Regions from separate parts of the Homo sapiens genome. Here all the other regions are linked to region 1. The links are chromatin loops, found by intact Hi-C in ENCODE. Cell type or tissue: Caco-2. All regions are shown on one strand. Links, peaks and the distances in the headings refer to the core of each region. The heading gives the core; the rest is flanking DNA.

Region 1 (10,908 bases), core at 2,008-10,007:
TCAGGAAAACCAAATGAAGCATTTCCAGAAGAAGAAAGTGGTCAACAGTGTCAACATTGCCAAGAAATCAAATAATGTAAGAGCAGAAAAGTGAACACTAGAGTCAGCAATGTTCATTATCTGAGATTGATTTTTCAAAATCAAATGATGGCAGGCCTATTAGGTCCAGAGCCTTCTTTGAAGGACATAGAGATTTGCAGCTCAGAGTCCCTGCTTATCAGGAACTAATCATCTAGTTTACATGCAAAACCACAGAAACAGAGGAAATTGTGGAAACTCTCCCTCCTTCCTCCTTGATTAAAAAAAAATTATATAAATTCTACAGTGTGTGAGCCTAATAAATGGTACAAATATCTCAAGTTCTCTAGAATTAATACTATAGATCAGGAAAGTCATTCCTTTTCTGGAATCTACATTTTAAAATTATTAACACTCTGGAGTATTTCCAGTTAACATGGTCAAGTTAGAGAATAATTTACCATGTTAATATAAGAAGTAATTTAAGAATCTGGGTTGTATGTGGGTTAGTCAAGATAGCTATGATAGTATACATCAAATATTTGAGGAGCTTTGGTATAGAAAGATGATATTTCTTTTGTATTGTTCCTGAGGACAGACCAAAAACAAAGGGGCAGAAATTATCTGGGAGAGAGAGAAAACAAAGGAATGGGTTGGGGCCAGAGAAGGAAAGAAATTCTTATCAATAATAGCTGTCTAAAAATGCAGTGAGTTACCATGTGTGTTTTCCAACTTGGAAACCACTGGGCCACTGAGGAGAGAACCCCCTGGCGCCCGGCAGCCACTATGACCAGGCCCTTGTGGTCTGGGCCCTTCAGCACTTTGGCCTTACACCCTTCCCCATAACCTTGTCCTGCCCCAATCTCATGGACAGCCTGTGCAAGGGGGCTGGGCTTCATCAGGGGGTACAGCGTGGAGGAAGAGGCTTTTTGTAAAAGAAATTTCTGCACTTTGAAACTGTCCTCTAAGAGAATAAGCACTTCCTGTTCTTCCAGGTCCAGGTCCACCTCCTGTCCTGTGCCAGCGCCTGGGTGCCTCCCGTCCTTACCCCTCTCAACGTTTCTACCATCCAGCGTTGAGTGTGTATGTGTGTGTGTAACTCATAAATATACTCATAAGGGACACCTTAAAAAAAAAAAAGGAGAGGTCAAAGCAGAGGTTGAAGGGTAAGCGGCAGGGTGAAAAGTTGGGCTTGGGATCCTGCAAGATGCCTTCTAACCGCAAGATTCTGTGATTCCAGTTTAAAATGGTCCCTTTCTTCCAACATGGTCAAAAAAGTCTTGAAGAAGGGTTGGCCGGGCCTGGTGGCTCACGTCTGTAATCCCAGCACTTTGAAAGGCCAAAGCAGGCTGATCACTTGAGGTCAGGAGTTCAAGACCAGCCTGGCCAACATAGTGAAACCCCATCTCTAGTAAAAATACAAAAATTAGCTAGGCATGGTGGCACGTGCCTGTAATCCCAGCTACTCGAGAAACTGAGGCACGAGAATCACTTGAACCCAGGAGGCAGAGGTTGCAGTGAGCCAAGATCACGCCACTGCTCTCCAGCCTGGGCGACAGAGCAAGACTCCGTCTCAAAAAAAAAAAAAAAGAAGAAGGGTGATGTCCAATCTAGCCTTGGAAAATGATGAGGATTTTGATGGGTGAACAAGAGGAGGAAGGGCATTTTATGTAAGAGGATAATAGGCCTGTCTTGCCAGAGCTGACTGTTCACTAGAGGCTGGAAATTCATCAGAACCACACTGACAAAAGCTTTCTTTTGTTTTCTTTTTTCTGTTTTTTTGTTTGTTTGTTTGTTTGTTTGTGATGGAGTGTCACTCTGTCGCCCAAGCTGGAGTGCAGTAGTATGATCTCGGCTCACTGCAACCTCCACCTCCCAGGTTCAAGCGATTCTCCTGCGTCAGCCTTCCAAGCAGCTGGAATTACAGGCATGCGCCACCATGCCCAGCTAATTTTTGTATTTTTAGTAGAGATGGGGTTTCACCATGTTGGCCAGGCTAGTCTCAAACTCCTGACCTCAAGTGATCCTCCTGCTTTGGCCTCCCAAAGTGGTGGGATTACAGGCGTAAGCCACCATGCCCAGCCGACAAAACTTTCAATGCCTGGATGAGAAATCTCAGCAAAATCTTTTAGGTGACAAGGAGTTATTGAAGACATTTGTGGAAGAAAATGTTAATACAATTCAATTATGCAGAGTTTCAAGGAAGATTGTTCTGGCATGTACATGGGAGGGACTAGCAATAAGTGAGACTGAAAAATAGCAGGGGATTATTAGGAGGGATAAGAAGATAAGACTGGCTGGGTGTGGTGGCTCACACCTGTAATCCCAGCACTTTGGGAGGCTGAGGCGAGTAGATCACCTGAGGTCGGGAGTTCAAGACCAGCCTGACCAACATGGAGAAACCCTGTCTCTACTAAAAACACAAAATTAGCCAGGCATAGTGGCGCATGCCTGTAATCCCAGCTACTCAGGAGACTGAGGCAGGAGAATTGCTTGAACCCAGGAGGCGGAGGTTGCAGTGAGCAGAGATCGCACCGTTGCACTACAGCCTGGGCAACAAGAGCAAAACTCCATCTCAAAAAAAAAAAAGAAAGAAAAGAAAAGAAGACCTCAAACTCAGGGAACGGGGAAAAATGAATAAAGCTTAAAATGAGGAAAACTTTGGGAAAGAGGAATCCACAGCACTCGGTGACTGGTTATATTGGGAAAGAGGCAGAGGGAAAAATCAGATGAGTGAATGAATGAAAAGATTTGAGTCCGAGTAAAAGGGACAGAGAGAGAAGTGCCATTAAAACAACAAGGTCGGGAGTCTAACCTGAGAGGCAAGTCATGCCCCTCGATGTGGGAAGCCAGGCTAAGGAGAACCCTGGCCAAGACACTGTCTCGGAGTCGCATAGTGTCTCACTAGCATCCAGTGGAATATTACCAGCTGCTATCTCGGAGGAAATTGGGCTCCTTGCTTTTCTAAATGAGCCAAGCTGTTGTGTTGGCAACCAACACACATGACAGGCACTTAGCCAAGCAGAAAGCAACAGGTTTAAAACATGTGAGTGTGTAGATAAACCATCTCCAGCCCTTAAATCCCTGCTAAAGGGAATTCACAGAGCCAGATGAAAAAGAAAACTCCCCATACTCCTAATGCTGTCTGATAGAAAAACATGTATAAATCTATGATGAGATTTACTTTCTGGCTGAGAAATAGGGCAGAGAGGAATACTTTAAAGCAAAGGCATTTTTTTTTTTTGAGGTAATACTTGAGATAATATTAGGGGAAAAACTCTTCAACAACTTAAGCCCAGGCTATGTAGAAAAAGTAAATATAGATGCAGAGCAGGTGAATTTGAACAATGTGGAGAACTAGACTGGATCATTCAAGCTCCTAAAGCTGCTTTTTTCTCTACAGTGGTTAGTTTCATTTTGTTTCAATTTGTTTTTGCTTGGATTATCCGGACAATTGCCTCAACTCTCCATTTCACTCTGTTTCTATAGACATAGTCCTCTAAGTGTTCTATTTTTATCTTGCTTGAATAAGGAATGAATACAATGGAGCTCATTGAAATGAACCTCACTGAAAGGATTAAGCCAGTTGAAAGGATTTGTTTCCTGCACATCCTATATTTTCCATGATGCAGAAAAATGAGCAATTCTCTGCCCTTGGTCTGCCCTCTCCATTAACAATGCTTCCCTCCTCGGAGGCAAGGGTAAAGCAGAAAGCAACATTTGGACAAATATTCATGTCGATAAGAACAAAATGAAACAACAGCAGCCTGGGAAAGCATATCTAATTGACTAAGTCATGCAACCCCAGTCCCTGGCTCTCGAAGTTCCCTGGAAGGCTGAGCAGGGTTTCCCCTGCATGGTAGCTTTTCCTAAACAAATCTGAAAATCAATGATTCCCTTCAGTTCTCTGGGTCAACACAGACTACAGCCAGAGGTTCTGAGCTGGAGGTGTTTGTGTCGTGAGCTCTGGATACAAATGGAGGTCAGTGGCTAGAAATGGCTAGAAGCTTTGGGAGGCAGTTTTCTTCCTTAGCTGTCTTTTGGCCTGGTGACCTTCGGCTTTGGTTTTCCTCTCCTTACAAAACCCACTCTTCCTTTTAAATAAGCTTAAGACAACCCAGGTGCTTCTTAAATATTGTTTCACAGAAAAGAAGCATTTTTCTATTTATAGGAAGAGAAAAGGTGTTGTGAAAGGACTGAACAGCTTCCAGCTGCTGTTGAGGAAGGGAGGCAAGGTGCAGGATGGGGACTTCCCCCCTCCAGACTCTCGTCCCTGGGACTGGACTCCTCCATGGAGCTGAAAATTCCAACTCAGAGAGAATGCTCTGTCCCTGCCTTACTGCCAGAGTGTGAACTGAGACTAAACACACACGAATCACTTTAAGATCTTGGAATCCCTGTTACTTAAAGATGGGAGAGACTGAGGCACTCTGGGTTTATGACCTCCCAGCTAAAAGACTTTCTGCCACAGATTTTATATCCAGCAGCCATTTCAGAATGGTTTAAAGCAGGCAATATGGTTGGGAGGTCAGGCACATGGCTTGTCCCAAAGCTGAGTTTTCACAGCAATCACACTGTTTTTATTTAGATTGGATTTTACAATCAACAAAACTTGCAAAAATCCCTAAAGATGCCTTTACTTAAAATTCATATAAGAGAATACTGCCGGGCACAGTGGCTCATGCCTGTATTCCCAATATTTTGGGAGGCCAAGGCAGGAGGATTGCTTGAGGCCAGGAGTTCAAGACCAGCCTGTCAAACATAGTAAGACCCCATCTCTATTTTAAAAAAGAAAAAAAGGCCAGGCACAGTGGCTCATGCCTGTAATCCCAGCACATTGGGAGGCCAAAGCGGGCAGATCACCTGAGGTCAGGAGTTCAAAACCAGCGTGACCAATATGATGAAACTCTGTCTTTACTAAAAATACAAAAATTAGCCTAGTGTAGTGGCATGTGCCTGTAATCCCAGCTACTCGAGAGGCTGAGACAGGAGAATAGCTTGAACCTGGGAGGCAGAGGTTGCAGTGAGCCAAGATTGAGCCATTGCATTCCAACCTGAGCAACAAGAGCAAAACTCCATCTCCAAAAAAAAAAAAAGGCCACATACAGTGGCTCATGCCTATTATCCCAGCACTTTGGGAGGCCAAGGCAGGAGGATCGATTGAGCCCAGGAGTTCAAGACCAGCCTGGGCATCATAGTGAGACACAGTCTCATTTAAAAAAAAAAAAAAAGAAAGAAAGAAAGAAAAAGAAAAAAAAGATCAAGAATATACCAATAGTCCATATTAGTAATTATGATGATTGTTGTTATTGTTATGACTACTATGGGGAGGGGGGTTACAAAGCTGACTGAGTACGGGTTAAAGCCTTCCCAAGCCACAGGTTATTACCCAAAAATAGAACATAAAGAAAAATCCTTATGAAATGGTGCCCAGATTCCATTTAAAGACGTGTAGGCCAGGTGCTGTGGCTCACGCCTGTAAATCCTAGCACTTTGGGAGGCCAAGGCAGGTGTATCACTCACGATCAGGAGTCTGAGACCAGCCTGGACAACATGGTGAAGCCCGTTTCCACTAAAAATACAAAAATTAGCCAGGCTTGGTGGTGCACACCTGTAATTCCAACTACTCAAGAGGCTGAGGTAGGAGAATTACTTGAACCCAAGAGGCAGAGGTTGCAATGAGCCGAGATCGCACCACTGCACTCCAGCCTGGACGACAGAACGAGATTCCGTCTCAAAAAAAAAAAAAAAAAGAATAAAAGAAAGACAGGTAAACCTCAGAGAAATGACTGGGCTGGGAAGGAAGCAGCCTATTTATGACAGCCACGCACTTTACAAAAGCTCTCAGTGGGGGACGACAAGGCAAGCAAAGAAAGAACTTTCTTAAGTAAATATGAAATCAATTAAAGGAACAGATCCCTGGAAATAAATCATTTACAGAAACAGGTCCCACCTGTGGTTTCTAACACAAAATACACTGAATGCTCTACCTCAAGTCACTAAATGAAAACGGATTCCAAAGTAATTCAGTCTCTATACATGGTGAGTAAGAGGCGAGCTGCTAAAGCAAACCCTGCAAAACAAAGGTTTTCAAGATATCAAATCCATAGCCTTTCTTATCACAAAAGAGGTGAATGAATATGATGGTATTCTTACAGCATGTTTGCCATAGCATTTGTCAGGGAGTTATCCTGTGCAAAGGTAAGGTTTGGTATGCAGTGTCATTATTTTCCCACCTACTTCTGTCACAAGGTCTACTTAAAGGGCAGTTTCTTTCCTTAGTTCTTTAAATGCTTCCAAAAAGATATCTTAAGGTCAAGAAACTCCAGCAATGTGCAAATATCTTTCGGGAGTCGTCGATTTCCCCCTAGTACCATTAGGGGAAATGTTATTGTAGGCAGTCTACAGCAAGTTAATGGAGGGTCAAGTTTCTGTTTACTTTGGGACAGTATTAGTAATCGGAACCAGGAGGAAGGAGGCCTGGCGGCACAGGAGCACAGCATTCTTGGTCAGGCTGCCTTCGTTTGCTAGTTCGGATTCCAGAGTATGTTGAAATGATATTTCACATTCAATATTTGGAGAAAAAAACATATATATATATATTTACATACACACATACACACACACGCACATACACACACACATATATATAGTATCTATTTTGCTCTCCTTTCAAGACTTTTAGCCTTTCCACATTGGCAAAGGCTGGATTATAAGATTTGGATTCATTAGTGTTGCAACAACTCTGAGATTTGGTAGCTGAGGATTTTTTGTATTCTTTGCAAATTAGTCATAACGAGATGGGGTTTGATGACATTTTTCTCCTCAAACAGCCTCTTAGTAACCAAAGTTCAATAACAGATTAATACTCCTTTATCCAAACAAATTAAACAAATTCCGGAATATTTGGCTACATACTGGTACGTTCAACAAATATTTATTTGGTGCCGATCATGTACCTGGCACTAAGCAAGGCACTGAGGGGACAAAAGTGAACAAGACAAACTAGTGCTTATGAAGAGGCAGCAAGAGGAGTGTCTTTGCAGAGATGGAACAGTTCTATGTCCCAATTGCGGTGGATACATGAACCTGTACAAGGGGTACAAGATCGTAGAACCACACATATGTGCACACACACACTCACACATACACACAAGTGTATGTAAACTGGTGAAACATCAGAAAGGTCCTATAAGTCTAAACAATGGTATTATATCAATGTCGGTTTCTGAATTTTGATAATGTACAATAGTTATATAAAAATGTAATTCTTTTGAGAAACTAGATAAAGGGTACATAGAGGTATTTATATTATCATTTTAATTTCTTTTTTTTTTTTTTTTTGAGATAGAGTTTTGCTTTTGTCGCCCATGGCAATGTGCGACAAAGTGCAATGGCACAATCTCAGGTCACTGCAACCTCTGCCTCCTGGGTTCAAGCAATTCTTCTGCCTCAGCCTCCCGAGTAGCTGGGATTACAGGTACCGGCCACCATGCCTGGCTAATTTTTTGTATTTTTAGTACAGATGGGGTTTCACCATGTCGGCTAGGCTGGTCTTGAACTCCTGACCTCACTTCATCCACCTGCCTCAGTCTCCCAAAGTGCTGGGATTACAGGCGTGAGCCACCGCGCCCAGCCTATCATTTCAATTTCTTATGACCCTGAAGTTATTTCAAAATAAACTATTAATTTTTAAAAAGACTAGTCTTTGCTCTCACGGAGCTTGCATTCTAGTGGGAGAAACAGATAACTAACAAGTAGACAAAATAATCCCCAAATTACTTTATGTAGTGTGAAGAACATTGTTTAACAAGTGCCATGATATGAAATAATAAAAGATCCCATCCTTATCAAAGGACAATCAGAGAAGAGCTCTGTGAGGATAAGACATTCAAGCTGAGACCTAAAAAATAAGAAAGAGCCAGCCAGGCTTAGAGAGACGACCAGGAAACACAGAAGAACCTATCTAGTTTAAATCGTTAGAATGACCTTTGAAATTGTGACTTTATTAAGACAAAGTCTTGAAGGGTAGCCAGAGTTTGATGAGACGACCTTAGATTATTGGGAGGGTTGTGGTCCTAACAGAAAGCAAGAATATAAAAAGAATGCAAATACCTCTCGAGTACAATTGTCTTTAGCTCCAATAGAGTGCAGGACATTTAAGTGTCTTAAGAGTCAACAACATGCAAAATTCAATCAAGTGCTGAAAGCAGGTGGAGTAGATGGAAGAATTAGGAAACAGCTCTTGAAATCAGAGTTTAGGAATCTGAAACCACTCCTACTACAAATAGGATCACAGAGTCTCAGAGTCTTCAAGAGTGCATTTAGCCACACACATGCAGCTATGACTGTAGAGGAAAAAATATTTTGAGATATAATCTTGTCCACAGAGCATAAGCACCTTCCAGCCCTAAAAAAGTCTCCAATTATGTAGAGAAATGACCAAGCACAGTGGCTCATTCCTGTAATCGCAGCAATTTGGGAGGCTGAGGTGGGCCGATCGCTTGAGCCCAGAAGTTCAAGACCAGCCTGGGCAACATGGCAAAACCCATCTCTACTAAAAATACAAAAATTACCAGACATGTTCCTGTGTGCCTGTAGTCCCAGCTACTTGGGAGGCTGAGGTGGGATCACCTGAGCCTGGAGAGGCTGAGGCTGCAGTGAGCCATGTTCGTGCCACTGCCCTCCAGCCTGGGCACAGAATGAGATCCTGTCTCTAAATAAATAAATAAATAAATCATGCAACTGTAGCATTTAATAGGAAAATCACAAATATTAAATTATTTTTGTTTTTGTTTTTGTTGTTGTTTTGTTTTTTGAGATGGAGTCTCGATCAGCCACACAGGCTAGAGTGCAGTGGCACGACCTCGGCTCACTGCAACCACCGTCTCCTGGGTTCAAGCAATTCTCCAATCCCAGCCTCCAGAGTAGCTGGGATTACAGGCACCCGCCATCATGCCTGACTAATTTTTGTATTTTAGTAGAGATGGGGTTTCTTCATGTTGGCCAGGCTGGTCATGAACTCCTGACCTCAAGTGATCTGCCCACCTCAGCCTCCCAAATTGCTAGGATTACAGGCGTGAGCCACCATGCCCAGCCCAAATATTAAATTATAAATGCAGTTTTAAATGTTTAAAAGTCTTCATTTAACAAGCTTCATTTAAATTTCTATAAAAGTTATATAAGGCCGGGCACGGTGGCTCACGCCTGTAATCCCAGCACTTTGGGAAGCCAAGGCGGGCAGATCACCTGAGGTCAGGAGATCAAGACCAGCCTGGCCAACATGATGAAACCCCATCTCTACCAAAAATACAAAAATTAGCTGGGCATAGTGGCGGGCACCTGTAATCCCAGCTACTCAGGAGGCTGAGGCCGGAGAATCACTTGAACCTGGGAGGCAGAGGTTGCAGTGACCAGAGATTGTGCCACTGCACTCCAGCCTGGGCGACAAGAGTGAAACTCCGTCTCAAAAAATAATAATAATAAAATAAAGTGATATAAAATTTGCTAGTCTTTTAGTAGAATAAGATTTAGAAAGTTACATTAGCAAGGTGGCCAACCAGAAGCCATTAGTGCTTATTCCCATAGCAAAGCCAAAACAAAACAACAAATAAGTAACTATATTTTGATGAAAATAACTAAAGGAGAGTACCAGAGTATATCAAAGGAGTGGCAGAAACCCTGTAGAGCACAGAAACTCAGGATAGCCACATAAAGAATAGAAGGAAAGGCCGGGCGCCGTGGCTTATGCCTGTAATCCCAACACTTTGCGAGGCCAAGGCGGGCAGATCACCTGAGGTCAGGAGTTTGAGACCAGCCTGGCCAATATAGTGAAACCCTGTCTCTACTAAAAATACAAAAATTAGCCAGGCGTAGTGGCACACTGCTGCAGACCCAGCTACTCAGGAGGCTGAGACAGGAGAATCGCTTGAACCCGGGAGGCAGAGGTTGTAGTGAGCCAAGATTGCACCACTGCACTCCAGCCTGGGCAACAGAGTGAGACTCCATCTCAAAAAAAAAAAAAAAAAAAGAGTGGAAGGAAACATCCGACCTTCACCACCTCATCTACACCACTGCATCTACTTGAAACCAGAGCCACCACACCCTTCCTAACCAGTGCACTGTGACCCATCTGCAGATGAAAGTCTTTCTCTATGAAAGCCTTTCTCTATGAAAGCCACTCTGTAACATTTGGAAGATGTGATCCTTCCAGCAATGCATGGACATCAAAACAGGACATAAGAAACGTGAAAAAGCAAGGAAATATGATACCACCAAAGGAACATAAAAACTCTACAGTAATTGACCCCAAAGTAAAAGAAATTTATGAAGTGCTTGAAAAGAAATTCAAAATAATGATCTTAAGGAAATTCAGCAAGATACAAGAGAATACAGATAATTCAACAAAACCAGGAAAACAACTCATAATCTGAATGAGGAATTTAACAAAGAGATAGATATTATTATAAAAAGAACTGAACAGAAATCTTGGAGCTAAAGAATTCAATGAACAAATATAGGAAAACTTCAACAGCAGACTAGATTAAGCAGAAGAAAAAATCTCTGAACTTGAAGATACATCATTTGAAATTACCCAGTAGGAAAGGGAAAAAAAAAGAAAAAAGAATGACAAACAGTGAAGTCAGCCTATGGAACTTACAGGACACCATTAAGTGAGCAAGTATTTACATTATGGGACTTACAGGAGGAAATGAGATAAAGATAGGGACAGAATGCTTATTTAATGAAACGATTACAGAAGTTAAACTAAGCTTAAGGAAAAAACAGGTACTTATAATTAATAATTTAAATGTATAGTTTATAAATTTAATTTTAATATATTAGATATTAATTTTCATATATCTGGAGTAAACTCTGAATAATCTTTTC
Region 2 (10,908 bases), core at 863-8,862, 97 kb after region 1:
ACGAGGTCATGAGATCGAGACCATCCTGGCTAACACAGTGAAACTGTGTCTGTACTAAAAATACAAAAAATTAGCCAGGTGTGGTGGCGGGAGCCTGTAGTCCCAGCTACTTGGGAGGCTGAGGCAGGAGAATTGCTTGAACCCGGGAGGCGGAGCTTGCAGTGAGCCGAGATGGCGCCACTGCACTCCAGCCTGGGCGACAGAGCAAGACTCTGTCTCAAAAAAAAAAAAAAAAAAAGGTAAACATAGTAGAGGCAGTGGTAATAATATGCACAATTCAAACAATAAAATATCAATTTTATTTTAATGTAGTTTTGATTAGGTGTTTTTTGTTTTTGTTTTTGTTTTTGTTTTTGAGATGAAGTCTCACTCTGTTGCCCAAGCTGGAGTGCAATGGTGCGATCTCGGCTCACTGCAACCTCCACCTCCCGGGTTCAAGCGATTCTCCTGCCTCAGCCTCCCAAGTAGCTGGGACTACAGGCATGTGCCACCATGACTGGGTAATTTTTGTATTTTTAGTAGAGACGAGGTTTCACTATGTTGGCCAGGCTGGTCTTGAACTCCTGACGTCGTGATCCGCCCGCCTTGGCCTCCCAAAGTGCTGGAATTACAGGCGTGAGCCACCGTGCCCAACCTGGGTTTAATTTTGAAAAGCCAAAAAACCTGCTGTCAAGGACCATGGGGTTTGATCTTAGTGGGGCCATCCCGACATCGCGCTCTGCAATGTGTTTGAGAAGGCAGATCTGAGGTAGCATGAAATAAAGACCCATGCCAGGCACCAGTTGGACTTTAAAGATATATCTTTCAAATGTGAAAAATACTAGATTCTTCTTTTTATGCCACCAGAACGTTTTGAGGAAATGGGATCCTTTTTTTTTTTTTTTTTTGTTTGAGACAGAGTCTTGCTCTGTCGCCCAGGCTGCAGTGCAGTGGTGCGATCTCGACTCACTGCAAGCTCCACCTCCTGGGTTCACGCCATTCTCCTGCCTCAGCCTCCCGAGTAGCTGGGACTACAGGCGTCTGCCACCACCCCCGGCTAATTTTTTTTTTTTTTTGTATTTTTAGTAGAGATGGGGTTTCACCATGTTCGGCAGGATGGTCTCGAACTCCTGACCTTGTGATCCGCCCCCCTCGGCCTCCCAAAGTGCTGGGATTACAGGTGTGAGCCACCGCGCCCGGCAGAAATGAGATCCTTAACACTGTTCACAACATTATTGTTGAGGTTTGGAATCCCAGACATAATGAGCAGGGTGGCCTAATGGCACGTGGCAACAGAAGACAGAGCACACACAAAGGATGATTGAAGAGATGCCGATGCAAATTGCCCACAGCGTGTATGTATGAGGGAGAAAGGAGTCATTGAAGATTTTCCTATGATAAAGTATTTTTAAAACAACCAACAGATACGTACTGGACTCCTATGAGTAAAAACACTGAGAGTCCAGACAAAAGCGAAGCTGCTTCAGTTGAATAGAATCCCATCTAGTTTAAGTTACAATATATACACATGCAAAATACAAAACTTTATCATGTCCCAAATGCATGGTGAACCAGGAAGAGAGAGATCACTGTGGACTTTGATACTTGGATTAACCCTTAAAGAAAGCGCAAGTCTCTGCAAACTGCAAAACGGTAGATAGGAGGAAAGCGGAGGGAATTCCGGGCAAGAACTAGCTTGGTGCTTAGGGTTCAACACAGATTACATAAATTGATGAGAACAATTAGCCCCTAAATGGATCAAATCAGATTTCTCCATGATGTGTAAATAATTTATGTAATAAAGTCCAGGAGAATTTCTAACATAATGGAAAGTCTTGTGAATCAGTGTGATCATAAAGTTAAAAGACATAGCCAGGTGCAGTGGCTCATGCTTGTAGTCCTGGCTACTTGGGAGGCTGAGGCAGGAGGATTGCTTGAGCCTATCAGGTTGAGGCTACAGTGAGCTGTGATCTCACCATTCTCTCCAGCCTGGGTGACAGAGTGAGACTCTATCCCCTGACAAAAAAAAAAAAGTTAAATGATAAGTGACCCCTCTACCCTCAAGTTCCCAAAATAGTAAGTGACTAGGAGAAATTATTTGCAGCAAAAGATTAATATTCACAATCACAAAAGACATTCTTTAAAAAGCTATTTAAAGAAAAAGATAAACTGGCCAGGCATAGTGGCTCACGCATGTAATCCCAGCACTTTGGGAGGCTGAGGCAGGTGGATCACCTGAGGTCAGGAGTTCGAGACCCGCCTGACCAACATGGAGAAACCCTGTCTCTACTAAAAATACAAAAATTAGCCGGGCGCAGTGGCTCACGCCTGTAATCCCAACACTTTGGGAGACTGAGGTGGGCAGATCACAAGGTCAAGAGATTGAAACCATCCTGGCCAACACGGTGAAACACCGTCTCTACTAAAAATACAAAAAAATTAGCTGGGTGTGGTGGCACATGCCTGTAATCCCAGCTACTAGGGAGGCTGAGGCAGGAGAATCACCTAAACCCAGGAGGTGGAGGTTGCAGTGAGCTGAGATCACGCCACTGCACTCCAGCCTGGTGACAGAACGAGACTCCATCTCAGGAAGAAAAAAAAAAATTAGCCAGGTGTGGTGGTGGGTGCCTGTAATCCCAGCTACTTGGGAGGCTGAGGCAGGAGAATTGTTTGAACCCAGGAGGCGGAGGCTGTGGTCAGCCAAGATCGTGCCATTGCACTCCAGCCTGGGCAACGAGCAAAACTCCATCTCAAAAAAAAAAAAAAAAAAAAAGATAATGCGACAAACAAAAAATTAGGCAATAGGAGTAAATAGGCAATTCACAAAAAAGACATACAAATGGCCAATAAACATAGGAAAAGATTTCCAACCCCCTGACTATGAGGAAAATGCAAATTAAAACAGTAATGGAATAGCATTTTGTTCAACTGATGTACAAAAATGAGAAAGATTCCAGGAGGATGTAGAGGAAACTGAAAGTCTCATAATGTCAGTAAAAATATAACTTCTTGTGGACTTTGTAAAATATATATCTGTACAGAGGGCAATTTCATGGATCTGTTAAATATAAAATTTCGGCTGGGTGTGGCGACTCACACCTTTAATCCTAGCACTTTGGGAGGCTGAGGTGGGTGAACTGCTTGAGCTCAGGAGTTTGAGACCAGCCTGAGCAACATGGGCAAAACCCCATCTTTACAAAAATAAAAAATAAAAAAATATATATATGCATACACACACACACACATAAAAGTGTCATACACTTTGACATTCCATTTTTAAGAATTTGTTCCTCAAAATTATTCAAATGTGCACAAAGATAGGCATAGCAGAATGTTTATTGCAGCACTGTTTGTCATAATGAAAAATCAGCAGCCATCTAAATATCCAACAGTAAGTATGTAATGATCAAGTAAATGATTAAGTAAACTCTAGTACATCCACACCATGTACTACTATTCAGCAATTTTTTTTTTGTTGGAGATGGAGTCTGGCTCTGTCACCAGGCTGGAGTGCAGTGGCGCGGTCTCGGCTCACTGCAACCCCCACCAGGCTGGAGTGCAGTGGTACACTCTTGGCTCACTGCAACCTCCGCCTCCCAGGTTCAAGCGATTCTCCTGCCTCTGCCTCCCAAGTAGCTGGGATTACGGGCACGCGCCACCACGCCCAGCTAATTTTTGTATTTTTAGTAGAGATGGAGTTTCACCATGTTGGCCAGGTTGGTCTTGAACTCCTGACCTCATGATCTGCCTGCCTCGGCCTCCCAAAGTGTTGGGATTACAGGCGTGAGCCACCGCACCTGGCCTATTCAGCAATTTTAACAGAATAAAGTGTCTATATCTGTACTGACACAAGAAGATCTCTAGGCTGGGCATGGTGGCTCACGCCTGTAATCCCAGCAGTTTCGGTGGCTGAGGCAAGAGGATTGCTTGAGGCCACAAGTTTGAGACCAGCCAGGCCAACATAGCAAGACCTTGTCTCTATTTTAAAAAATGAATAATAAGGCCAGGCGCGGTGGCTCACGCCTGTAATCCCAGCACTTTGGGAGGCCGAGGTGGGTGGATCACGAGATCAGGAGATCGAGACCATCCTGGCTAACATGGTGAAACTCTGTCTCTACTGAAAATACAAAAAATTAGCCAGGCGTGGTGGCAGGCGCCTGTAGTCCCAGCTACTCGGGAGGCTGAGGCAGGAGAATGGCATGAACCCGGGAGGCAGAGCTTGCAATGAGCAGAGACTGCGCCACTGCACTCCAGCCTGGGCGACAGAGCGAGACTCCATCTCAAAAAAAAAAAAAAAAAAAAAAGAATAATAAATTTTAAAACAATAATACAAATAAAATAAAATAAAGATACAAAGAGAAAGAGAGGCCTTGTGTTTACCTGTTTAAAAAATGTTAGAACCTCACAATAACTGAGTTTAGTTTCTTAATCTACTCCACATATGCTGTAAGATACAAAGCACTGGCAGCAGCTCCTGAAAAGGAACCAGCAGAATGATCAATGTGATGCTTGCTATGTAGCATTTTACAAAGTCAACTTATGAAAGAAAGTCTGATCCTTTCAATTTTCCTGCCCAATTATTTTCGGTTGATATGTCTCTGGAAAATCTCTATCCCTCTCACCATGAATATTTGATTAAGTCTATTCATTTTTTTCCTCCATAAAGCATCCTGGTTTACACTTCGCCTTGTTTGTTTGGTGAGGTGGTTGAATGCATTTGTTTGTATGATCCTGGTAATATGTCATCATTGGAGTTATAATATGTTAATTTTTCAGAAATTTACAAAAACTAAAGAGAGGATACTTAATACCAGTGCCACCTCAATTCAGTGATATCAGTATACAAACACACTGGCCATTGTGACATGTAGCAACAATCCAGTATGTTTAATGTTTAAGAAGCCAAGTCGGCTGGGTGCGGTGGCTCACACCTGTAATCCCAGCACTTTGGGAGGCTGAGGCAGGTAGATCACAAAGTCATGAGTTCGAGACCAGCCTGGCCAATATGGTAAAACCCTGTCTCTACTAAAAATACAAAAATTAGCCGGACGTGGTGTTGGACTCTTGTGGTCTCAGCTACTCGGGAGGCTGAGGCAGGAGAAGCGCTTGAACCTGGGAGGCGGAGATTGCAGTGAGCCAAGATCGTGCCACTGTACTCCAGCTTGGGTGACAGAGCAAGACTCCGTCAAAAAAAAAAAAAAAAAAAAAAAAAGAAGCCAAGTCACATTTTTTTTAAGATGGGATCTTTCTTTGGTATCTAAGCTGGCGTGCAGTGGCGCAATCATAGCTCACTGCAGCCTGGAACTCCTGGGCTCAAGCAATCCTCTTGCCTCAGCCTCCTGAGTGTAGCAAGGACTACAGGCGCATACCACTGCGTCTGGCTAATTTTTAAATTTTTTTGTAGAGACAAGGTCTGTCTTTGTTGCCCAGGCTGGCAAGTCACTTCATAGGAACTCATGTTTTGCAAAGATACAGGCAATAACACATTTTTTATGATAGCTTGGTAAATCTCTTAAAAGGGAGAGGTTTATGGCAGAAATGATAACGCTCTAACTACATGTGTGTGGTTAACTCTGTTTCAGCCATTCAAGTTAACTTCTACCTATATTTATGGGCTTGATTGCATAATGTATGAAGTTTGCAGGAAGTACCTGGAAGATAAGGTTACATAGACAAGTTATTTAAGTTTGAAAATAAACCACAGCTCATGCTGGGAAACTAGTTTATAGACAATTTTGTAACACAAGTGAATACGTCATTCATTTTCTTTTAATATTTTTCTTATCGCATAGTTAACATTAGGAGATTAATCATTGTTTGACTGTGCAGCATAGTAAGTTAACAGAAAAATGTAGCATCAGGGATTGATTAGCTGAAAAGTCAGTGAGTTACATTATAGAAGCGAAGATAAAGACTTGATGATATTTAAACCATCCAAACAAATGGATGATTTGCATATATGATGATGTCCCACTGGACAATGGTTTTCTTCATGAGCGTCATTCAGTAGTAAGACTCAGGTCTACTGACAAATATTGCTTGATCAACATATCATTTGCCGCAAGAAATGACCTTTTATGGTTAATGTGTAACTGATTACTGTTCTTCCTCTATAGTAGCCTACATTTTACAGCAGAGAAATACACTGTGTACACTTAGTGCCCTACAACACTAAAACATGTCAAATGGTGGTGGTATACCTTCATATATTATGATATTTGGCATTGTGCAATGGTTATGACACATTTGCAGTGCGTTCACCCTGTGTTTCAGCTCTTGTTATATGCAATAAAACTTTTGCCACAATATTTAGATACTTAGAAAAATCAAGACTATTTTTCTTACAAATTAAGAAAAGAAGAACTAAAATCTCTCATGGAGGCAATAGAGGTTTGAAAGATAATGTATGTAGAGGAAAAACTACTCCATTCTAATGAAAGCAAATTACCCTACAATCTTTGGTGTGGAAAATTAAAACTAATGACATGTTCACATTATAATGCAAAATTGCCTGTAACCTATTTTCCTAGCATGAGATGCAGCTTTTTTTCAAACGTAAATAATGTGTCCATTTAATAATTTACTCTTCTCCATTACTGCAAAGACAAAAAAAAAAAAAAAGCATTTACAATCGCCACCTTTCTATTCCATTAATTGTCAAGAACAATCCAAGAGAGTTCTGTTATTTTCCCTGTGATAATTTTAACAGATCGAACGATTTTTTTAAAACAGGTATTCATATATCTGAGGGCTCTATCTTTTTAAGTGAATGTAAGTAAAATGTGCCACCTTATTAAGTTGGAAATGACCTGTTATCTGTTATTTCTTGACCTTGCAGAGGTTTACAGTGACAAGTGAATTAACCAGGTGAGGGAGAGGGTTTGCTAGTGACTCAGTCACAGTCTATTGTGTGGGATGGCACCTAGCAAAGCATTTAGATTAGGCTGGGGAGGGAACAAAGCTAGGTACACTCTCTCCAGCTTCAGGTAAACAGGATTATTGTTTTCCATCCCTGCTGTTTGGAATGAATGCAATGCTGCAAAGCTAATTGCTGCCATAATTAGGAAAAAAAAACAAGAAGAAGAAGAAATGACTTGGAATGTGTTAATTCAGTATGCTTTAAACCTCAGAGATATCATTTTTCCTCATACACAGGCGAGGCTGGCTCTATTCATAGCTTTTTAAATGATAAGTTTAAATGTTAACATAATATTGAAAAAAATCCTTGGAAGGTAGCAGTTGGTAAGTACTTGGTGTATACAATGCTGAATGGTGGTCATTATTAGCATTGCAACCAGGTGAGTAGAAAAATCCCATTCTGGGACTTAATACCATGTACAGTAACAAATGCAATCAATTGAAATGTTCCTCTTAGAACAGGCCTTGCTGTGTGCCCAGTCTTTGCCACATACTATTTCATAAAGTATGCAACTTTCAAACCACCTCCACATAAGATTTCACTCTGCTGTTGAGAAATTCTTCCTCATGTCTAAGTAAATCACCCTATCTGCAGTTTAGCAATTCTGTTTCCTCACATCTTCAGCAACATCTAACATTCTGTATTAACATATGTCTTCAGCCGGGTAAAGTGGCTCACACCTGTAATCCCAGCACTTTGGGGGGCTGAGGCAGGTGGATCACAAGGTCAAGAGATCAAGACCATCCTGGCCAACATGGTGAAACCCCATCTGTACTAAAAATACAAAAATTAGCTGGGTGTGGTGGCATATGCCTGTTGTCCCAACTACTCAGGAGGCTGAGGCAGGAGAATCACCTGAACCTGGGAGCCGGAGGTTGCAGTGAGCCGAGGTCGCACCACTGTACTCCAGTCTGGTGACAGAGCAAGACTCCTTCTCAAAACAGAACAAAACAAAAAAACAAAAAACAAACAAAAACAAAAACAAACAAACAAAAACATATATATATATATATATATATATATATATACATGTAAGAAGAGAGATATATATATCTCTCTTCTTACGACAAAAAACTCAGCCTAATACCACAAAATGAACATAGCAGAACTGAAAAAAAATTTCTGTCTCCATATGGTACTCATGTACTCTAATTGGACTGTTGGTTGCAAATTTAAAAATAAAATTTGGGAATCAGAAATTGTTTGAGTTGTGGATTCCTACGTGCTGTTTCTAAATGTAAAGTCTTCGTAAAACGGCCTCCTGAGCTGCCAGCATAATTATGGTGAACAGGTTAGTAAGGACATCTCAGTTAAGGCTCTGCATGTTGTTCTGTGCTTTATAGGGAAAATTAAGCATTTTTGAGATTTAAATCTTATTCTTCATAAGATAACTTTTTTGACCTACATGAACATTAATGAAAGCACTAATAATTATAGCTTTTTGCTGCTTGGCCTAAAACAATCTTTCTACTATAATTAGATTTGAAGGGGAACTAGGAAAGACTTTCCATAAAATGCTGTCACAAATTCCCTCCAAAACTGCTTGCCTGTAATTAAGGTGCATTTACAGATCTGATATTCCTTAAAAGAAACATTAACATCACAAAGACCAATCATTCATGGTCAACAAAGGGGATTCAGATTCTCTGATCAAAGCAGTAATCTCTTTTACAGTTGTTACTTTTGAAGTATCTTCAAACAGAACAAACACACATTGACTAGGTAAACAGGTATAGCTGTGGGCTAATTTGCTGTTTCCAGGATTAGACTGTTTTCCCACAAGACCCAAACATAGTAAGGTATAGCCTGTTTTCCATTCCAAACCCTAAACTGCTGATGCTAAGGAGTAATGTTAAAAGGGAAAAGTCCCAAATATGGTTTTTACTATTAAAACTATAAGGTCATCATATATATCATATATTTATTTCTTTATTTTTATTTATTTATTTTTTTGAGACGGAATTTCGCTCTTGTTGCCCAGGCTGGAGTGCAATGGCATGATCTTCATTCACTGTAACCTCTGCCTCCCAGGTTCAAGCGATTCTCCTGCCTCAGCTTCCCAAGTAGGTGGGATTACAGGCATATGCCACCACGCCTGGCTAATTTTGTATTTTTACTAGAGATGGGGTTTCACTGTGTTGGTCGGGCTGTCTCAAACTCCTGACCTCAGGTGAGATCCACCCACCTTGGCCTCCCAAAGTGCTGGGATTACAGGCGTGAGCCACCGCGCCCGGCTGGTCATCTTATATTTTTAATATAACCTTTCCTTTTTCTCAAAATTGCTTGTTTTAAAAAATGTCAGCAAGCTTTTAAAATGATAAACGGCAGAAAAATACACATTACAGGTGGTTAAGTGAAAGAGTACTGAATTTGGATTGCGAAAATTTGAATTTGAGTTTCACCTTTCTCTAGCTGTAAGGCATTGAGTACATTCCTTAACAACTCAAGACCTTTCCCTGAAAATGTAAAATCGGGATAATAGCACATCCCTAACTAGGCTGTTTGTGAAGGTCACATAATGGACACACCAGGACAGGAGTAGGCCCATTTTAAAAATTAAAGCATTATCCAAATAGGCAGTTTGGAGATTTAAATAAGAATATATGGGTTTTTTTATTTTTGTTTTTGTTTTATTGTTGTTGGTTGGTTTTTTGTTGATGTTGGTTGGTTGGTTGTCGTTGTTGCTGTTTTTGAGACAGGGTCTTACTCCATCCCCTAGGCTGGAGCGCAGGGGTCAGGTGTGATCATGGCTCACTGCAGCCTTGACCTCCTGGGCTCAAGTGATTCTCCTGCCTCAGCCTCCTGAGTAGCTGGGACTATAGGCATGTGCCACTATGACCAGCTAATTTTTTTGTTTTTGGGTTTGTGTGTGTTTTTTTTCTTGTTTACCAGTTTATTATAAAGGACATTATAAAGGTATAGATGAATGGGCAGCTGAAGAGGTACATAGGGTGAGGTCCAGAAGGGTCCCGAGCATAGGAGCTTCTGTTCCCATGAAGTTGGGGTGCACCACTCTTCTGGCATGTGGATGTGTCACCAACCTAGATGCTCACAAAACCCCTTGGCTGCTGCCTAGTGCAATGCTGTAGCCTCATAATGTCCTTAGCATGAGGATTAGCCCTGCCTTCTAGTAACATGACAGCAATCTCATGCCTATTTTTGGAAGCTGCATAATGTAGGGGAGTACAGTCATTTTGATGGACAGCATTCACTTGAGCACCTTTTCCCAGAAGGGCTTTTACAATCTCATCCCGGCCAGCAGAAGCCGCAATTTGAGAGGAGACCAACTTGCATCGTCTTTATCATTCACTGGCACTCCAAGTTGCAACAAAAATTCATCAATTCCTTTATGTCCAGCTGAGCATGCCTAGTGCAATGCTGTTCTGCTGTCCTGGTCAGTTCTAGTAGCTAGGGATTTATCGGCCAGAATACCCTCCTTGAACTCTTCCAGCTTCCTGCTGTAGGCCAGATTGCAGACCATTAGGTTAGACACACACCCCTCCATTTTGCTTTCCCAGGAACTCGTGTGTGTGTGTGTTTTGAGACAGGTTCTCACTCTGTCACCTAGGCTGGGGTGCAATGGCACCATCATGGCTCATCACAGCCTTGACCTCCCGGGCTCAGGTGATCCTTCCACCTCAGCCTCCCGAGTAGCTGGAACTACAGGTGTGTGCCACCATGCCTGCCTGATTTTTTTATTTTTGGTAGAGATGGGGTTTTGCCATGTTGCCTAGGATGGTCTCGAACTCCTGGGCTCGAGCGATCCGCCCACCTCAGTCTCCCAAAGTGCTGGGATTACAGGCATGAGCCAATGAGCCCAGCTAAGAATACACATTTTTAAATCTTATTGTTTCTCTGGATAAACATTCTTGAAGTCCTAATGAGTAAAAAGAAAAAAAAAAACAAAACAAAAAACTTTACCACCTTGTAACAGCTTATATGTTAAACGTGCTTCAGGAAACTCAAGCTCTGTGACTCAAGAATGTTAAACAAGTTTCTTTTCTAAAGTG
Region 3 (10,908 bases), core at 1,935-9,934, 190 kb before region 1:
AACATGTACTTTGACGTTCTCTTTCAACCTCAGGTATGAGAGCTGATTTAGTCAGCTGATTTAGTCATCTACACTCTTCTATCAAGGTTACCCTTGTCAAATTGACCAGACAGGAGTTGGATGCAATTTGTGGTCAAAGCTAACTAGACCAGTGTCCTACATGCTGTCTTTTCTGAAGCTTTTGAGGGTTTGGCTTTAGACTTTGTTAGGGCAAGTCTAGAGTTGATTTCACTCTAGGTGTTTTCTTCTGTGGGTTCCAGGGATGTTACAAAAGTGTTGTTGTGACCACTTGTCTCTAGTGGGACTGGAACCACCATATCTTTCTGTAGACCCTTCTCACAGCATGCTTAGCCTTTCTCTATTCTGCTCTCAATCCTATAGTAGCTACTCTCTAGTAAGTTTCAGGTGGTCTCATCCTGCGCACGAATAGCCCAGTCCTCAGCCATAAACTGATGAATGACCTCAATATGGACTTGTGGGCCTTCTTGCTGGAAAGTTGTTTCATTTCTTATGCCGTGACTCACAGTTTCCAGCCATTTCAACTACCCCAAACTCTGATCTCTACTGCGTTGGCTCAATGGAATCCCCATGCTCAGCTCAGACTCCAGTTCTCTGTACCACGGTGAAGAAATTATCCCCAAGCAAAATGTTAGGGTATCTCTCTCTCTCTTTTTGTTTTTTGCACTGTATTTCATGCTGAATTTATTAATTATTTTTACTAAACACAACTTGGAAAGTCAAATTTTCTTAAACTTTTAAACATTGTTTATGAAACTTATTTCATTAAATTCCCTTAAATAATTTAAGCTGCAATCACAGTTTAATAGGACTGATTCTTTGGACTACTTTAGATACTTTAAACAGACAAACCATATACAAAATAACAATTATAATACTTAAAGGAATATTATATTTAAATCTGTTATGAACTAGCAATACTATAGATTTAATTTCTGTCTTCATTTTTTTTTAACTTTTATTTTAGGTTCAGGGGAACATGTGCGGGTTATTTATATAGGTAAACTGCGTGTCATGGGGGTTTGGTGTACAGATAATTTCATTACCCAGGTAATAAGCATAGTACTTGATACGTATTTTTTTCTGATCGTCTCCCTCCTCCCAGCCTCCACCGTCAAGTAGGCACCAGTGTCTTTTGTTCCCCTCCTCATATCCATGTGTTCTTATTTAGCTCCCAGTTATAAGTGAGAACATGTGGTATTTGGTTTTCTGTTCCTGGTATTTGGTTTTCTGTTCCTGTGTTAGTTTGCTTAGGATCACAGCCTCCAGCTCTATCCATGTTGCTGCAAAGAACATAATCTTGTTCTTTTTTATGGCTATGTAGTATTCCATGGTGTACATGTACCACATTTTCTTTATCTAGTCTACTGTTGATGGGCATTTAGGTTGAGTCTATGTCTTTGCTATTGTGAATAGTGCTGCAATGAACATACACAGACATATGCAATTGTCTTTACAGTAAAACAATTTATATTTGTTTGGGTATATTCTCAATAATGGGAATATTGGGTCAAATGGTAGTTCTCTTTTAAGTTCTTTGAGGAATCGTCACAGTGCTTTTCACAATGGCTGAACTAATTTACACTTGCACCCGCAATGTATAAGCGTTCCATGTGGGTGTATCTCACAAGCTTTCTTCTCTAAGATCTAGCTACCTAAAAACAATTACCTCATATATTTCATTGAATTCCATGATTACTTATAGTGGAAAGGCTAAGTCAGTACCAGACACTCCATCATGGCTAGAAATAGCATTGAATGTAACAGAATGGAAGGGGCTAGGATAAGATGGGATATACAGCAGCATGTCTCTAGTAAAGGTAAATACTCTTTTGTAAAACCTTTATTTCAGTTGAATATGCCTGCATGTGTACTGGATATCAAAGTAAAATATATGAATATATTTTCTGTGCTTCAGAGTCAAAAAAAGTTTAAAAGTCATTGAACCAGATCAAAACACATGCCTTGATTTTTTAAATATAGAGTTGAATTCACCTCAGATACTGTCAATTCAGAAGATGGTTTTTCAAGATTAATATCTTTTCAACCTAATATTTATCCATTCTTTCACTAAAAATATTATAAGCTACTTAGATAATTTGACTTATTCTAAGTGTAAAGAAAGAGTTTTCATATAGGAGACTAAACCCATCACTCTCCTGCTTGTAATGTCTTTCAATGATTCTCTATCATCTAGACTAGTGCCTCTTACATTTTAGTATGTGTACGAATCACCTGGGGGTCCCATTGAAATGCAGATTCTGATTCAGTAGGTCTAGGTTAGAGCTTGAGGTTCTGCATCTCCAGCAAGTTCCTAGGTGATGCCAATGCTGCTGTTCTGTGGACTGCAGTGAGAGTAGCGAGACCTTAGAGCAGAGGCCAGCAAACTTTCATTATAAAGAGCCAAACAGTAAGTAGTAAAGCACCATATGCAGTCTCCGATGCTGCTGCTGCTTCTCCTTCTCTTCCTTCTTCTTCAAGCATATGTGAAAAACCTTTCTTTGCCCATTGGCCTTAACAAAACAGAATACTGACCTGTAGATTGTGCTTTGCTGACACCTGATTCACAACAGCCCTGGCCAACAGAAATACCATGCAAGTCACATGTGTAACTTTAAATTTCAAAGTAGCTACATTTAAAAAAATGTTTAAGGAACAAATATAATTATTATTAATAATGTATTTTATTTAGTCTAACATAGTCAAAATATTATTTTTCAACACATAATCAATATAAAATTATTAATTAGATATTTTACTTTTTTACACGAGTCTTTGAAAAACAATGAGTATTTGCCCCTTCCAGCACATTTTAATTTGGACTAACCACATTTCCAGTGCTCAATAGCTACCAGTTGCTGGTGGCTACTGTAATGGACATCGCAGATCTAGAAGAAAAAGTCTTTGGCATACGTTGTCCTTAATGATCTGTCCGGGCTCATCTTTCCAGCTTCACATCCTACATCTCACCCAAACACACTTGACATTCTCGTCACACTGTACTAATTCCACTTCTTAGTATGTCGTTCCTTCTACTTGGAACGGCTCATCTCACCTGTTGCCTACCTGAAAACTTTACTCACCCTTTCCCTAAATAGATGCAATTACAATAGGATTAAATGCATTAAAATGACACTAGATACTTACCAAAAAAAATTGTATCATGTTACAAAAATGAAAGCTGGTGCTAATTTTAAAATAAAGTATAAATTTTAAAATAAAAGTATGAATTTTTAAATAAAGTACTGAGAAACTGGTAAGTTAATTATATATTTTAATATCATATTAAAGTATTTCTATAATATTAATGTGTTCTAAGTGAAAGGCCTTTTTTTCTTTTGTAAAGCAGAATTTTTTTCCAAAAGCATTTGAAATATGTTTATTTATCACCATGTCGTCCATAAATATGTTTGATATTATTGCTTCTGTTTAACAATCATGAAACTAAGACTTTCAGGAGGTTAAATGACTTTGCCATGGGCTCAAAAGGTATATTAAAGATTTCATTTTTTCAGAAGTTCTTTGAAACTAGATAGTCCTTTACTACCTGGGGTAATAAAAGCAGTGACTTAAACGTTAAGATCAGCTGAGATAACTTCTAAGGTAAGAATAGTGGTATCGTCCAAAGGGTTTGCTACCCTCCAAAGGCTCTGATATCCTGTGTTTAATTCCACCTTTTGTCCCTGAGAGTGTGAGAAAGATACAAACTCACGAGACCTCAATTTCCTCACTATAAGGGATCACAGACCTCTCAGATTATAGGAATGACCAAATAATATGTTATAGTATGCAAAATTTTCCTCTAAGATTTTATTTCTATGACCTGAGCACATTTTTAATAAAGTCAGATCTTCATAAAACGGGACAATCTCTCCTCAGAGGTTCGGCTAGACCATGAGTTTCTCCTAGAATAAGTCAAAAGATGTACGTTGTGATCTGGGAATCATTTTAATCCTGTGAGCTTTGGCTAATACCAGTGGCACTCACCCCTGGCTGCATATTAGCATTTCTGGGACACTTTTAAAGGTGCCGATGCCCAACCAGTAATATTGCAATATCTGGGGTCAGGGGCAGGCATAGATAACTTTTCAAAGTTCCACCAGCCTTTCCCAGGTGATTCTATTGTGCATTCAGGCTGAGAACTGCTGGGTCCACCAGGCTCAGGTTCTTTGTTTGCAAAATAAGACTAATTCTTTGTTCATGGATTGTTGTAAGGATTAAAGAAGACAATGTGTTATATAAGCACCTGACATATTTGAGAAATTAAATAAGAATTCCTTCCCATCCTGAGGCTCCTCCAATGAATTCTCCTACTTTCTAATTGGTTGGATACTAGAGCTGTTTTCCTCTCAAATAGTATTTTTTTTTCAATAGGTTGGTTTGTTTGGTGCTTTCAGTTTAAACTGACCAGTAGCATTTGGCAGTGAATCAACCACAACCCACATGAGGAATATTATATATTTCCCACCTGCACTGTCAGTTGGGGAGCCTCCCTAAGCAGGGATAGGCTATTAAAAGACTCCCCTCCCTCCCCACTAGCTGGATAACCCCCAGAAAGACTTCTCCTCCCTCTTAAGAATATTATAACTTTTTTTTTTTTTTTGAGACTGAGTCTGTCTCTGTCACCCAGGCTGGAGTGCAATGGCACAATCTTGGCTCACTGCAACCTCTGCCTCCTGGGTTCAACCGATTCTCCTGCCTCAGCCTCCTGAGTAGCTGGGATTACAGGCATGCACCACCATGCCCAGCTAATTTTTGTATTTTTAGTAGAGACAGGGTTTCACCATGTTGGTCAGGCTGGTCTCGAACTCCTGACCTCATGATACACCCACCTCGGCTTCCCAAAGTGCTGGGATTACAGGCATGAGCCACTGTGCCCGGCCTATAACTTTTATTGATTTACGATGCATCATTCCTTCATCAGAATCTCCTGGGATGTCTTTAAAAGGCAGATTCCTGGGCCCCATTCTCAAGCTACCTAATCAGACTCTAGAATTGTGACCCTTGCAATTACCTTTTTAACAAGCTTCTCAGGTGGTCCTTCTGCACGCTAATATTTGGGGAACATTGACATGGAGGAAAGGGATAACTATAGATCCAGCCATCAAATTACTCAGGTTAATTTCCTACCTACTGCGATTTACTCAGAGACCAGAGAGGAAGGTAAAAATGTTGAAGCTGGGGCGGGGTCAGGGGGTGGTTCTTTTCTTTTTTGTTTCTTTTAACATCTAAATAGCTCTCTGCTTTCTAAAATGTTCTCTTGACCTTGAAAACTTTTTGCTCTCACAATGTCTTAGGGCTGGAAGGGCTCTTAAATATCATCTAATTCAATCCTTTGTTTTATGAGAAAGAAAGGGTGCAACTTTCCCAAAGTTACCAACCTGGTGTCACCATATATCGCAGGGTTAATAGCTATCTACTCTTCTTTTAAAAGATAAAAATGTTTGCACTGGTGGCTCCGTGAAGATCATAGCCCTACACTGGCCAGCATTTGTGCATACACAGCTTTGCCTATTAAAAAAAATCCATTAAAAACAATTCATCTTCCTGTTCTCTGAAATTTAAAAACATATCCCACTTCACAAATTAGAGGAACGGTCTCTAGTCAATGAAAACTTCACACAAGAGGGCAGATTTTAAATTATAACTGAACACAAAAAGAGGGTTATATGCTGGCTGTAACAGATTTGGAAATGATTTACTTTGAGACACATGAGACTGTAGGGCAAAAGCGCCTTGCATAAAGGTAAATGATTGTCAGAGCCAGGGACCTGCTAAGTCACAGTCCTACACAGGTGATACATTGTCCCAGCTAACTGACTCCTCGATGGGTGCAGAAAGTCAGCATGGAACATTATCTGCAAATTCAGAAGAATCAATTCAATGAGCAATGGAAACTGAGAACACCGTATCATTAGAATAATCCCTTTTACAGTCATAGCTTTGGAATTCACAAATGTACATTTACAGATACATGAAGCATTCTACTTGTTTACTTAACCTGGCTTCCTGCTATTATTGCTCTCATTTTTATTATGAAGTGTTTTTACGTTTCTGAAGCTTGATTCATTAAATAATTGCCATCCTCCTATCTGGGTCATTGGTCATATTTATCGCAAAAGAAAACTACAAATCATTATTCAAGAGCAAATTCCACATATTTTCCACGTCCTAAACTTTTCAACCTCTCTTCTTTTGCACTGAGGGGGATTCGTTCCAAGGAACAGCACATTCCCCAGAGGTAATCTGACCGGAGCAGGAGGGGAACAGGGTTGGTCCTCTACAGAGAAGTTCACAGTGTTTTTGCCATTTGCTGTCCTTCGTGTTAGGCTTTGTTTTCTAAACATCATTAAGAGGTTTTAAAAATAAACCTGTGGTGGAACTGGTTAAAAATCACCTTAATTCCTAAAGCGTGGGGAAAATTTACACACACACACACACACACACACACACAGAAACACACCTCTTCCTTTTCCTCTTCTTCACAGAATAAGCAGGTCATTGTTTTTGACTATTCATTTCACTGTAGAAGAAAACATAAATAAAATATAACGGGGTGAATGGATCACATCATTAACTTAAACTCCCCCATACTTGGGAAGAATATACAGTTCACAAAGTAATGAGGTGCCTGGAGTTTGTGCGTCGGAAGTGTTCCTGTTTATAACTTATGTACACAGCATTCTCCTTGGCTCTTTCTGTTTTGTTTTTTCCTTCTATTCTTTTTTTCCACTGCAGTCATGGTAGAGCCTAGATTCACTTTTTGTAATTGTGTTTCCTGAATTGCTAAGTAAGCTATTTTTAAAAACTCATATAAAATAAACAATTTCAAGAGTCTTAAAAGTCAAGGGCTATTTGATGTCCCTAAACGAATGGGAAGAAAAGACTCTTTCACCTTCTAAAATAATATTTTCCTAGAAAAATCAATGGGCTCAACAAGAGAGGGAGGAAAGGAAGAACCACTATTACCAAGGGCTTACTGCCAGGTATCGTGTTAGCTGCTTGAAGGATAGATCTCATTTTTTCTCACAACAACCTTCTAAGGTCAAAATTATTATCCCACTTAACAGAGAACAAAGACTCAGAACTGTTAAACGATTCACTGATATTATAAAACAGCAAATGGAGAGGATGGATTCAAATATAGACTGGCTTGACTGACTCAAGAGGTCGTGGGTTCTTTCCATACTGTTTGAAGATGAATCCTTTTTTCTTTGCAAAGATATCATAAGTTGTTTCCATTGTCTATGGGAATTTTTGTTGTTGTTGTTGTTGTTGTTGTTTGTTTTGGTTTGTTTGATTAAATTATGTTATCTGATCTGCCATCAGGAGAGAGATAATTAGAACCTTGGAATTGTGGTGCCCGAAAGCCCCACTAACATCTCTTCCGTGTCCACCTAAAATGTGGGTTATGATGATTTAATATCAACTGAGCCCAATTACTCCCAACTGTGAGGGAGAAAACTAAGCCATCCCAACTAAGACACATGCAGGGCCACTGAGACAGTCGACAAAGAGGGTGTGGGCTGAGCTTATGAGAGAAGGTGCAGAGTGATGTGTTGCGTGGATTCCTCTGGAAAGGTACCATGGGCCCTTTGTATCCTTAGAAACCTGCTCACATGCAGACACTGGGTGATATGTTGGGTAATTCCTGACCCTTGTTGCAGCTCAAAAAGCTGATGATGCTAGAAACTAGGATATCTCCCATCCAACATACAGGAGCCTCATGGAATCAGAGGCTATGGGAAGACACAGGGGAGCAGGCTCTGCTCTGCTAAAGAGAGGAAATCTTTAGACGCAAGCCATTCTTGCTTTTTGCTTTAACCACATCATAAAAGAGCATAAAAAAAATGGAAAACTAAGTCCTTTCACACCATTGTCGTTTCTCAGAATCCTTCCAGCATCCAGTATAAGTGTAATGAAAACAGTATAACCCCTCCAATGAGACTGACCTAGTTTTTTATCATTGATAAACAATTCACCAGTTCAATGAACCTCTCTGAGTCTCTGTGACCTCATTTGCAGAACAGGGATACTAATACCAACCTTACCACACCATTTCAGGGATTAGAGATAATGGAAGTCAAAACACCCAGAAGATCCTCAGGCATGAACCCTGCCATCATTGGCTGGTTATTTTAGCCCTAAATAGTACTCAGGTCTTAAACATTGATTCTAACAGCTTTCCCAAGGTAGATAGATCTTCTCTTAATATCCTTGATGGAAACAGTTTCAATACTTCCTTCTTTGAAAGACAGTCTGGGCCCATTATTTGATCTTTAAAGAAAATGATGAATTAATTGGTTAATGTTCAGCTCTTTGGAGAATTAGAAAACTGTCCCATAAGGTTGTTCAAACAGACTCAGATGGCAAGAAGTACAGATGAGTTTTGAGTTTGAGCAAGGTAGAATAAATGAGTTAGTGAAATGTTAAGGAGCAAACACCTAGGGCATGAAGCACATTAAATCTCTTGGGAAAAAAAATGCTTTTACCTTCACAAAGTAGCATGTTAATGCCACAATTATATTCACATGTGTTTAACTGTCCTGGCAAAATTTTTTGTTCACAGTTTGAGGTAATAAAAGTATTCGTTTTATACTTACTGAATAAATGATGTCTAAAATGAAAAGATTTTATTAAATAGTCAAAGATTGTCTTTGTTATTTGATTTTTAAGAAATTATTTTGCACCATGCCTGTCCTCCTGCTTTCCCCAACATAGCCACTCAAAAATTAGAAAATTTCCTCTCAGCAGCATCAGGTCTGTGGTTAAAAAATGACCTCAACAGATACCCTGTGCTGGTGCACAACTCATTTGGGTCCTGTGTTCCAATGAAAACACCATATGAAAGGGCTAAGTCAAGGGCATAAACAGTTAAATTCATCCATAACTAAACACATTTGTCAATTTCCAAGACAAGATAAATGTATGATCTTTGAAACCCAACTTAACCATGGGAAAAATGCTTCTGAGATAACATTAATGCCACGAAATGATAATTGGACCTAAAATACTAGAAATGGGTGAAAAATCTGAGCTGTCTGCAAATAAACAGTGGCTCTGTTTTCATCTTTTTCAGAAAATGAATTTAAGTTGAGGTGTACAAACACTTGAGAGAGAGACTAAAGTAGCTATCTCCAAAGAAGAAAATTATCACCCTGTTCAAGTCATTGAACAGCCTTAATTGTGCTCTTTAGACCCTGCTCACAAATATGACCCAAGAATACAGCTGGTATTGTGGGAATTAAAGAAGTATAACTAAAATTAGAAATTTGATTAGATTAATTTTTAATCTTTTTTTCATCATATAGTTTGGTTCTTGTGCAGGGAATAATTTGAAAGTTGACAAAGTAAGTAAAGCTTTGAATATTTACCCTTCACTTTCTATCAAAATTGCCAGTGGTAACAATTATATACAATTTGGAAATAGACAACTATACTAAGAAATTTCACTGCAGGTACTATATTCTACACCCAAACTGAATCAAATTTAAATTGCTTTGCTTAATAGGAGAAAAGAAACAAAAAGCAAAAGTTGATCAAATATTCCAAAGAATAAGCTGCTTCTGGAACACTCAGCTTTTCTTGTGTGGTTTTGGTCTTGGTTTTTGATGTATAATTTACAACAGTAAAATGTACAAATTTTTAGTATGCAGCTAGAGTAATTTTTAGCTAGGAACATACCCAGTAACTAAGAAATAGACTATTTTCATTACCTCAGAAAGATCACTAGGGCCCCTTCCTCATCAAGGAAGTTCTGTAATGTAACTGGCTTTTCTCTATATTTTCATTGATTCCTTTGCTTGAGAAATAAGTAAACACATGCTGAAGAGGCCTTCACTCAATAATTACTTGTAGCACACATTTAGAGTGCTAATCACTAGGAATCTAAACATAAAACAATGATAATTCCTCTTGCCTTCAAACTGTTCCCAGTCTTTTTAATTTTAGAATTCCAATGTATTATATTTCAATATTTAAAGTATACCTTCAGGCCGGCATGGTGTCTCACGCCTGTAATACCAGCACTTTGGGAGGCCGAGGCAGGTGGATCATCTGAGGTCAGGAGTCTGACACCAGCCTGACCAACATGGTGAAACCTATCTCTACTAAATACAAAAAATTAGCCAGGCATGGTAGCACATGCCTGTAATCCCAGCTACTTGGGAGGCTGAGGCAGGAGAATCGCTTGAACTCGGGAGATGGAGGTTGCAGTGAGCCAAGATTGCACCATTACACTCCAGCCTGGGCAACGGAGTGAAGCTCCATCTCAAAAAATAAAAATAAGTAAGTAATTTTAAAAAATAAAGTATACCTTCAGCAATGCAACAGATTCCTGGATCAGGTATCCTGCTGTAGATGATGGCTAGATGAACCACCAGAAATGTTGGTATCTATCCCAGAAACCACTCCATCTACCTTGGAAATGTACTACCTTTTTATTTTTTATTTTTTTAACATGCAAGGCTTTTCATTTGCAAGTGCTTTTTCTTTTCAACATCAGTGAGACCTACACTATTCTCCTATGCAGAATTTGCTCTGGCCTTCTTACATTTACTAATTTACATGTTTCCATATTTGCCCTTACCCAAATGAGTCATTCTTTCAATTGCTCCAGAAGCCATTTTCTGACTAAATGAATATACCCTCAGAGTTCACACATCAGAAGCTTATAAAATGGTAATAAAGAGGAACAGTAAATAAAATCACTTGCCAGTCCCACTGTCCCCATTTTAGATCCATAATCGCTTTTAGTAACTAGACGTGATTGCCTGGAATTACTGTCACGGCTCCATTATTTTCAGCCTTAGAATAATAATCTTCTCCGGAGTATTTTGATTTTGTTTGTTTAGTTTTAGTTCATTGTTCTTTTTCTCCCACCTTGAGTTC

What was found. A loop is a pair of places that touch in the nucleus more often than their neighbours do. Peaks named below come from ENCODE experiments on the same cell type or tissue, not always from the same donor. Only the 100,000 strongest peaks of a DNase experiment are listed, where the experiment ranks them.
Region 2: a loop joins it to region 1, with 9 times the contacts of the local background. A loop is called at or near these places in 2 of 110 quality-filtered maps.
Region 3: it touches region 1 in a loop (4-fold over the local background); 3 of 110 quality-filtered maps call a loop at or near these places.

What each region holds. Positions count from the first base shown.
Region 1 is chr13:73,134,371-73,145,278 of GRCh38, reverse strand. No RefSeq gene overlaps it. Among named protein-coding and RNA genes, the nearest start is that of KLF5, 81 kb to the right of the region's middle. In Caco-2, for the core only: no CTCF peak of the experiment used is centred there; DNase peaks (open chromatin) are centred at 5,838 and 6,478.
Region 2 is chr13:73,035,896-73,046,803 of GRCh38, reverse strand. It overlaps the pseudogene PSMD10P3. Among named protein-coding and RNA genes, the nearest start is that of KLF5, 18 kb to the left of the region's middle. RefSeq lists enhancers at 8,046-8,876, 9,927-10,603. In Caco-2, for the core only: a CTCF peak has its summit at 7,181; a DNase peak (open chromatin) is centred at 5,303.
Region 3 is chr13:73,320,938-73,331,845 of GRCh38, reverse strand. No RefSeq gene overlaps it. Among named protein-coding and RNA genes, the nearest start is that of LINC00392, 240 kb to the left of the region's middle. In Caco-2, for the core only: no CTCF peak of the experiment used is centred there; DNase peaks (open chromatin) are centred at 4,937, 5,485 and 5,805.